Linked DNA regions of Homo sapiens: region 2 is linked to region 1. A link is a contact called in ENCODE Hi-C data. All regions are on one chromosome and are shown on one strand. The core of a region is the stretch at or near the end of the contact, and the rest is flanking DNA. Distances in the headings are between cores, read along the strand shown.

Evidence for each region. A loop is a pair of places that touch in the nucleus more often than their neighbours do. Pooled maps may share reads with other maps.
Region 2: a loop to region 1 is called in a map of esophagus muscularis mucosa, with 2.3 times the contacts of the local background. The contact joins the enhancer-like site here to the promoter of DGKB in region 1. A Hi-C loop is called at or near these places in 1 of 168 maps with a recorded cell type or tissue (esophagus muscularis mucosa) and 1 of 50 pooled maps.

Annotation. Positions count from the first base shown.
Region 1 is chr7:14,899,513-14,904,520 of GRCh38, forward strand. DGKB (diacylglycerol kinase beta) reads right to left here and starts at 3,239. Exons shown (of 26, transcript NM_001350709.2): 1 at 3,080-3,239.
Region 2 is chr7:15,012,273-15,017,525 of GRCh38, forward strand. No RefSeq gene overlaps it. Among named protein-coding and RNA genes, the nearest start is that of DGKB, 110 kb to the left of the region's middle. Within about 2 kb of position 3,884, at least 5 of the 41 ENCODE cell types and tissues checked have a DNase peak (open chromatin) inside an H3K27ac peak, as active enhancers do.

The DNA.
Region 1 (5,008 bases), core at 1,989-4,488:
TTTTTGGACCAGCCTTCCACTATATGATTCCCTTATTTTCTTTTTATACCTCTCTGTGTTTAGATCTTCCAACTTTTCTCCTCTCATATTAACTGCATTATCTTCCATTTCCTTCCTGGAAATGTCCCCATGTTCATTTTCAGAGTTTGGGTAGCCAAAGCAAAGCCTGAAATTGGAATCGTGAGTGTGCCAACTTTGGATCTGGGGTCAATGCAGGTGGATTCCAGTTTAGGTGGATCCAATTTTGGGTATCATCAGAGAAGGAAGATCTCTCAAGCACTATCCACCCACGGCATCCACAAAATAATATGCTCAACCCCACCCTGATCCATAGTAGAGTACCATTTTAATTTTTTTTAAGTAGCAAAGCAGTTAAGAATTAGAGTTAGTCACATCGAGTGGTAAATTCTAACCCAGCATTCACTAAATACGTTGCTTTCAGAAATTTGTTTATTCCCCCTGAGTTTGAGTTTTTTCTAAAGGGGAGAAAATGCCGTCTCCCTCCTGTGAGGGGCATATGTAAATGAGAGAGCATATGTAAAGCTCTTGACACAGTATGTGCAACTGCTGCACTCAAAATAACTGCCCACTACTACTCATTCGTTGTGTGACGAACAAAGCACATGAGAAAATAATCCAGGGCTATCAAGTAGTTGAACCTACTTCATAGTAAATACCCAAGATATTGACTATGGTATTGGGACATAACATATGTGACTCACTTGATCAGAATTTGCGTTGGTGTTTTACAAGAGAAAGAGAATGCTATTGCTGGAAGAGAGGCAACAGGAATAGGCTTCTTCACTATTTTTCCTGGAGTTTGCTCTGGGCAAGTGCTCCTCGGCTAGAGGTACTACTCTTTAGAGAATACTGCAACAGTATTGTGCATATATAAATACAGCTCTGTTCCTGAAGGCAGCCAGAAGAAACATCCAGGAGAGGATCATCTTGAAATGTCATTTCAAGCCTATAGATCACATCATAGTCGTTATCAGTAGGCAGAATTAGATTTCGCGATCAGCAGCTATCTTCATCTGGCTTGTCTGACTACAACTCTCCGTTCTTTCAATAGTGTGCAAGAAAAAGCATCAGTCATAGGATACTAGTTCAGACACTATCCCAGCAAAACTTACCAATGGTTTTAAATTGTTAAAACAATTTAAATAATTGTTTTATTACACAAATGATTTTTATAATCTTCCCAGTCATAACTTGAGCTTTGCTTACCAGTAGGACAAGAAAGTATGAAGCAAAGGCATTGCCACCGCTCAACTCCAACTACATAAGTTTCTAGATTTAAAAAAATTTTGTCAAATTTTTATCAGTGCTCTTAACCTAATTTTCTTCCTCTTTAGCTACATAAAGATTTCAGGTAATAATAGTTGACTCTAGAGTATTAGGGAACTGCTTGCAAATTTGCTCCAACCATATTCTTCTATTCTTCATATAGACTTTTCGTTTTCTTTCTCATTGCTGTCAAAAATTTTTAACCACCCTCATGTATGCACTATTGTAGCAAATATATTCCCTGCATTATATTTTACTCAGTGATTCACAAGGTCACATGTAGACTTTATGCACAGGGATACTATGTATGTGTGTGGCATGGATCGCCTATAACAAATTGGGCACTCCAACAATGCCAAAAAATATTAAGTAAGCCTTTATACCTGGAGATCCCCGTGATGAGTAGAAAATTAGCCAAGACTATTCCAATGACATTCTTGACGTGTTTTATTTTTGGTAAAAGCATGAAGATTTGGTGGATTAGAGAAAGAGTAGCACAATTTAAAACTGAAATTATAGGATAAGAGTAGTCCTTGGTTACCCATTTTCTAAAGACAGAGGATTTCAGAATTACTTTGTTTTTCACAATTGTTATTTCACAAATTTTGAAGCTTCTTCTCCTATGGAATATATGCTAGCCTATGGACGTATCCAGATTAAAATCTTACATTCTCTTTTAGGTAATTTCTGTTTTGTCAATAATTTTTCTTGGAGAAAAATGTACTAATACAGTGTTTTCTCCAATGATCCTCCAACTAAGTCTAACATTTTTGTGTAATATATGCTTTCTGTTTGAGGGATTTCCACCCCCCCCCACCCCCCACTGCCCCACCACCACTGTAAAAATCTGGTCAATGCAAGAGGACCTGGTTAGGTACCCCAACATTTTTAACATTAATTATTTCTGATTTATTTTCTAGAAAAGACCTTCAGTATTCTGCTTGCATTCATGTTTATTTGGTCATTTGCTTTACAATGGACTGGTCCTTGCTGACCTGTTTTTAAAAGAGTTGGTTATCTGCAATTTGAGCAACCAGTTGAAGTTGTTTTATAAAAGTTTTAAGCCTTCATTTTCTGCCAGTGAACACAATGCTGCTTGGTTTCTAAGTATAGAGCCATCTATGTAAAAATCGCCACTTTAAAATCACAAGAAAGAGACTGTTCAGCAAGTGGAGGAGATTATTGCAGCAGGAAGAAACTGAGGGGACCCTCCATGTGGCACCCACTGAAGAGTATTTGAATGTTTATCATATCATCAGTGTGGCCTAGGCTGTTGCCTAGCAGTTATCTAGAGACCTACTTCACGTTTTATTTTAATTTAATAAGGTAAATCGAAGACTTTTGTTTGCTTGCTTGCTTGTTTAGTTCACAGATTAGGAATAAATCTGGACTGGAACTTGTAACAATTAACTAGGGCATTTGAAAGTCCAAGCCAGCCTCTTTATGAATTACATTTTGAAAAGACAAGCTGCTATCTCATTGGTAACTTTCAGGAGACCACTCTTGGAATTAAATTTAGAAAACATTTATCAGTTATGTTGCCCAAAATCACAATGGACAGGGCACTTTCTGCATAGCTAATACACAAGCGGCATCCGCCTGCAAATCACAGAGCACCCCTACTATAGCATAACTAGGACAGGAGTCAGGGAGACGAACCGATTTAACATTTCATGGAGAATTCAAAGCTATGCTTCTCTAACTTTCCTCCCCATTTCTTCCCAGCTTCCCTTCCCCCGCACCACACACCCAGAAGCCACTCAATTTGCCAACCATGTCCAGTTTAACTTACTGCAGTGTGATGCAGGCGAAAGCTGAGCGCATCTCTGAAGCGAGAGCCACTGCTTTTCCGGAGAGGAACTGGGACTAGCCAGTTCTCAGGATCCTTTCCAATTCACACGCTCCCGGCACAGTAAGAAGGCTCCCACACAGCTCGGCTTCCCCAGAGGAGTGGAGCTTCAAGAACTCTGCTCACAGCATCCTCCTCCCCACTGCCACCCCCTTCCAGAACACCCGGCCCATTGGAACTAGTGTCTGAAAGATGGAAATCTACTTCCAGGCAGCAACACAGGCTGCCTGCAGTTCACCCGTCTCTGATCATTTGCAACTAAAAAACAGCGGAGGCTGAAAGACGTAGGTTTCCGGAGCCTGAAAGTCATCTTTGGCGTCCCCCTTCCCCACCTCTCACTCCTCCCACTTCATCCCCGCTCCTCTATCGCGTCCACCCCCAGTCCTCCAGACTCCCACTCAAGCTAGCTATCACAAATGATTATTTTATCATCCAAACCAGTAAGCAGCTGAAGGAAACAATTTGTCAGAGATGAAATACCTGTTGTCCATGACTAACGCTCTTCTTCAGTCTCTCTTAGTCCTTGATTTATGTCAAGACGCGTTGATATTGGAAGTCTGTGCAGTGTGTGTGTGTGTGTGTGTGTGTGTGTGTGTGTGTGTGTGTTGAGGAGGAGGCGATTTGCGCGGCTGCAAGCACCAGCCCTGCCTATCTCTGGCTGCCGCTTCTCCAGCTGCTATTGCTACTCTTGCTGATGGAGCTCAGGGGAAAATGAGACAGGGAGACAAGGCTATACAGCTGTTTAACTGCTGGTCCAGTTATAAGACAGGGGAGGAGACGGTGCAGGTGAGAGGCTGTTGAGACAGTGAGCTGGATTCACTGCAATTACTACCACTCACTATACATCTCAGGGAGGAAATATGATACCCGTCTCCCCTCTCCCTTCTACAACTGTAGTCCTTGGTGGGTCATTGTTCAGCAACCATCTGCCGAAGCCACTTCTACCAATTGTAGCAGCTGCAGACGCTCTTGCTGCATTCCGGCTTGGTAACCTCGGAGCAGGTGACTGGAGGATGGATGAAGTAGAAAGGCAGTTAAATATTGGGAGAAACTCTATGTATGTGTAACCAATCAGGGCACAGATAAAAATAACAATTTTGAGGCACGTGTGTAAAATAGTGTATTAGGGTAAGAAAAATGTAAGTAAGTCAATAATCAAGATTTTTGTGGACTGTGTACAAAACCAGACAGTTATTAAGCAGTGTGCTTACCAGCTTATACACGGGGTATCTTGACATAGAAGTCCCGTGGTTGCTCTTAACTTATCTATATAATATTCTCAATGATTTCAATGCATTAACATCTCTCTGTCAGCTACAGACTCTGGTAAAACCAACTTGATTCTGTCTTCTATTAACTTTCATTTGCTCTCCTTATTGGCTGCTCTCATTAATCTCCAACATATTCTCATAAAAAATATGACATTCGGCAGAACTTAGAAATGGAAGACGTTCTCAAATCCCCCAAAGAATAGAATACTTCTTAATTACTAGTAACATTTGCTCTAGTAATAGTCTGTCTTCACTTTCTTGTTCTGTAGATTGAGTAATCATGAACAACCCCTCCTAAATACACACACACACACACACATCACTTAATTGAATAGTACTTTTAATCCACTTTCAGCCTCCAGTTGTCTGAGCTAAAAATAAACTTAATTCCTTTTGATTTTATTTGTAATGCACGCCTTTAATTATTTCTGCCTCTGAGTACTTTTCATATTGGCCATATTTTTTCCCAGTTGTTAGGGCTTGTGTAATCAGGGTTAATCAGGGTTAAATTAAACAGAGGGGGAACACGGAAGAAAGAAAATATAAGAAAAGACCCAGAAGGAAGAAAATAACCCAAAAGGATTAAATAATACATCTTTCC
Region 2 (5,253 bases), core at 2,634-5,133, 110 kb after region 1:
CAGGATAAGGCAGGGATGGACCTTAATTATTCTATTCCAGTCACAGTACTGGCATTCTCCTTGCCAATGACTGATTCAGAAATAGGAACATGATGCGGGCCCATGAGAGGTGAGAGGCAAGTCAATTGAAGCAGCTGCCAGGAGGGTTCCCAGGCTTTTCAAAAGTGTACAAGGAGGTCGCACTCTCCTCCCCACACACCGCCCCCTGCTCCTGCTTTGGAACATTGGATGTTTTGTTTGAGGATGCGACTCTTGGAAGTGCAAGGCCATATTGTGTTCATAAGGGGACAAAGCCAGGGGACAAAGCCAAGGATCTAAGCCAACGTTGTGAGGATGGCAGAAGGGAACGCCAGCGAGAAACTCTGTCCTTGATTACATTGTTGTTCACTCATTCATTCCACCCTTGAATCGGCTTATTGCCAAGCTCCTTACAATGTGAAATAATACATTTTCTTAATCATTTGAGACATTTTGAGTTGAAGTTTTCTTTTAGGTGAAGCCAAAATCATTCTCATGGACAGAAAACCCTCTAGCTCTACCCCATTTGGCTACCATTTTCTAATAAGTCGAGATATTATTCCCTTAGTCATGTTAATATTCACTGAAAATGCCAGCTAAAAAGATGGATTCCCAAGCGTGTGTGTGGGAGGGTCCCTTCCAGATTCAAACTTTCCTCTCCTACAATCTGTTCTCAGGAAGTTGCCAAACCCTGTGGCACCAACCAAGCAGCTGGGGCATACAACCAAATTCCCTGTCTGCACAGAAGGTCCCACTTACTTTTTTTTTTTTTTTTTTCCTGGGTGTTTAACACGTTGTTTTTGGTGTTTAACAAGTGGTAGCCTGAACATAGCTGAAGGAAAGTTTCCGATTCCTGGAGTCTGGAAGCAGGTATCCTACCCAGGAAAGCGATATGGGTCCCTTTTGGACTAATAGCTGTTTACTTCTCAAGTCCAGAGTCTGCATTGAGGACAGCAGGTTTTTCTTTGAGTTATATAAGCCATTTAAACCTCACATTCAAGGGCACCATATAAAATGAAACAGGAGTCTTCGATATATAATTTTTCCTCATAAAATAGCCTCTAGAGGAAAAAGCAGCTGAAAAATTTGAGGGGCCTGATTTGTGGCTGCGTCATCCACGTGAACTTGTCCTTATGGAAAGGCTTTGCGTTTATGTGAAGTGTGCTGCAAAGTCTCCCAGCATTTCTAAATCTCTGCATGTGCTATACATATATGACTAATTTGGAAAACTACATTTAAGTCCTAGGTAGTGGGGAGGCTAAAGCAACTCCATCTTGGATGTTAATCTGCCATGCTGACTTCTTCTTATTTTTTAATATTTTAGAGATTGGGTCTCCCTGTGTTGTCCAGGCTAGTCTCAAACTCCTGGGCTTAAGTGATCCTCCCACCTCGGCCTCCCAAGATGCTGGGATTACAGGCGTCAGCCACCTTGCCCTGCCTCACCATGTTGACTTCTGATTAACCTCAGTTCCAGGAATGCCTCTAAGATTTCTATTCTATCCCTTGTTCCTCGTGCAACAGCATGTACTACTTATTGTAATTCCTGCCCTTAGGTCAAAACAACTTTGACGTTAGTGTATGTACCATAAATTTAGCCCTTAAGCAATTGCTGTACATATCCCTTTCCCTATAGTATATAAGCCCTGAGTCTCGGGGATAGTGAGGCAGATCGTCGTATCTCACCGCTGCCCAAGTCTATGGCTGCTATTCATAAGTCTCTATTAAATGTTTATTTCTCATAAACTAGACTTGTCATTCTCTTTTTCCAGCCTCTCAGCTTCCTTTAACTTTGGGACCTGCTTACCACAGAACAAATAGAAAATGCAAATAATTAAGAGAGTACAAATCAGGGTGTAGCTGCATTAAGGATCTCATCCCCACAATATTTCATAAATAAACCATGCCTTTGGTATAAGTATTTTAACTTCTGGTTGGATCTTTTTAAATAGTGTCAATACTCTAGGGAAGGCACAATATTTCATAAATAAACCATGCCTTTGGTATAAGTATTTTTACTCCTGGTTGGATCTTTTTAACTAGTGCCAATACTCTAGAGAAGGCATTATGAAACTAAAGTATTATCTGAATGAGTTTATCAGGTCTTTCCTTCCTCATCAAAAAGAAGACAGTATCTAAAATCAGGGTGGTGGTGGGTGTGGGTGAAATGAGGTCCTAAAGGGAAGTGGGCACATGGGAAGAGAGATGCCTATTACTAGATCATTTTTCACATGTGGAAACTGAGGCTCAGATTGCAGCCTACCAAGCCTAAGGGGTCAAGCCTGGATGTGAGCTCACTTCTAGCTGACTCCAAAATCCATAAGATTATTCAGGACACCAAAGTCACATTGACATGAGGGTTTATTATGTTTAATGTTATCAAGCTGCCTACCTTTCCTCTGTAATTTCTCTCTTAAAGGAATATACAACTAATATAATGTCATGAGCAAATTGTAATATAATTTTTAATATGAGAGGCATTATGACATGGTGGTTTATACTGCTAAGAAATATTGGACAAATTATCTGTTTTTCAGCTCCCTTCTCTGGAAAAACAAATGGGATAAAAATACTTATTTCCTTTTTTTTTTTTTTTTTTTGCGACTCAAATAAGTGCTTAAATACTTCCTGGCATTCAGAAAACATTCAATAAAGGTTTCTGTAGTTATTGGAGTTATTTGCTTCATTCATATTCTATAACTTTTTTTCCCAACTGATCATAATATCTTTATTTTTAAAGGCATTTTATTTTAATTTTTGGATTAGTTTTGTGTTTTTAAAAAGCATCATGTGTTTGTTTAAAATGATAAAAAACAAAACTATTTAAATAAAAATTAAAGTACCCACTTTTGCCTTCAACAGCACCTCTCACTCAGATATTACTACTGCCCATATACAAATATACATATTATATAGATATATTCAACATTAAATATTAATATAATAAATTATATATATATTAGTGCTTTTCATTTCTTTTCTGGCTACTAGTGGCTCTGAAAATTAACTTGAAACATTGTTTCTCTGACAAAAAACTAGCTGAAATGACACACCAAAGTGTAGAATATGTACACTTAGAGCACAGAGTGAAGTGCCTCAGTGTACATCTATCCATTTGCAAACTGGATAGATGACAAGATAGGCATTTTTCAAACCAGCTGATGGTCACAAATAGTAATAAAATATTCCCAAACTGGCATGGGTTATATTCCAAAAACAGTGTAAACCAGCAAAAAATAAAAATTGCAACTGCAAAACCTAGGTCAACCCTCTCCTCACCTTTCCTTCACTCCTCCATCTTCCCCATTCTCCACCCACACACATGTTAATCCAGGTGCGACCTACTTAAAATTAACTCCAAGGGCAAAGTCAGTGAGTGAGAAGGGCGGGGAGCCTGGAGTTGCTGGAATGGAGGAGGTGGGAAAGGAGGAGGCTGCCTGGGTTGCCTTGGCAATACAAAGGAGAATGTCAAGGGGGAGGGATTTATGCGCTGATGCTAATTGCATTTGTTAATTACATTCTATTGTGCTGACCTGCCTGCTTCCCCGGTTTATCTTTCTGAGTCAATAAGCAGTTCCAAAAGCTTCCCTTAGCAGTGTGTCCCTCCTCATCTAATTTTATCCCTCTATCAGCTTCAGGCTCAGTTACCAGAGTGCTACCTTTGGCAAGGAACCGGGGAAGGCTGTGCTGAAACTGAGTGTGCGAGGTTTTAAAAATCCTGTAGAAAAATATATCCCTGTTGGAGCTTGCTGGAATATTGCTTTGCTGTTCAACCACAGCATGGATTTACAACCAAAGAAAGCTGCTGAAAAACCAGAGAAAATAAATCTGAAAGAAACTTCCCACAGTGAAAAGCAGGCTGCAAATGATTCACCAGGAAGAAAAATAAATAAATAAATACTGAGCAGTTTCGTCTGGTATCTAGCGTACCTTTGGTTGGAAAGGTGCCTGTACACAGGGCCTTGAGCTTTATTTTCTTGCCCCCCCTAGTGGGAGTTCTATTTAATTACAACAAGAGTCCCAGCTTCTGTGCACATCCGAATAAATACAATGATACCTACTGTAAATAATGCTGTCTTATAATCTCTCATCACTGACATGAAGTATTAGCTTACAGCACTGTTGCATGTGATAAAAATCAGCAAAGACATTGCGACGCATGTAGTTGTAATTGCTATGTGGATACTTTCTTAAATCTTACTATAATTTTAAGTATTTAAAAGTAATACATAGAAATTCTGTGCTAAAGTAAGTTGTTCACAGCAATGCTTTTTGTTTCCAGTTATATTCATTCTTCCCTTTGGTTCCTCTTTACAAACAAAGTCTAAGAAATGGTAAAGTCTTTCTTCAGTCTATGCTTTCCTTAACGATTTTTATTCTCCTTGAATTAAACAATTGCTCTCAGGGTGGTTCTGTATCTATTAATTTTCCTAAGAATAAGACTTTGATTTTACCAAAAAAAAAAAAAAAAAAAAAAAAACCTTTTGCATTTTAACAAAAAACCTCTTCTGAAGTTTCACCTGGTGTTTCTACATTTCTCAAGCACTGACTCATTTCATTGCTCAGAGCTCAAATTGGCTCCTTGAAGGCAATAAAAGGCAGGTCAGGCTGTCTCTAGGCTGTTCAGTGTCTATCATCCTGTTTTGCATTTGCTCATAAAGTGTGGCAGATTTATCCGGGTGGAAAATTTTTTCAATGGAAAAGTTTAGTCACTGTGCACATTGAAAGAACGTTTCCTGCAGAAATACAGACTCCTCATCATTCCTAGTCCTTAGGCTCACACTAGTGTTTTCTCCATTTATATGCATATGAAATTCCTTGGAATCATCAGTGGTGGTATGGGAAAAAGGAGAAAGAAAGAGGTTTTGGCTGGGATCCCTGATGATTTTGATGGATTTGCTATATCTGTACCCTAGGCCCCTTGCCACATCTGTGATGCAAAAACCACACTAATTGTTTTGCCTTTGTACAGTGTCACAACACACAGCAATGCCAGGTGGATCATCATGCTTGAATTGCAAAACATTTCCCATTAGACCTGAACACAGATCTGAAACTGCCTGGCTGCCATGTCTGTTTCCTTACTGAAATTTGGAGGTGTGGGAATCCTCAGTTGTGTTCCAAGTCCAGAAAACAGTTGAGAATTGTTCTCTAGATATGTATGTGTCTAAGGGATGTAAAAAGACTCTCCTTGGAGAGAGATCTGTTTTTGAACCACGTCTAAGCCTCAATTATCAG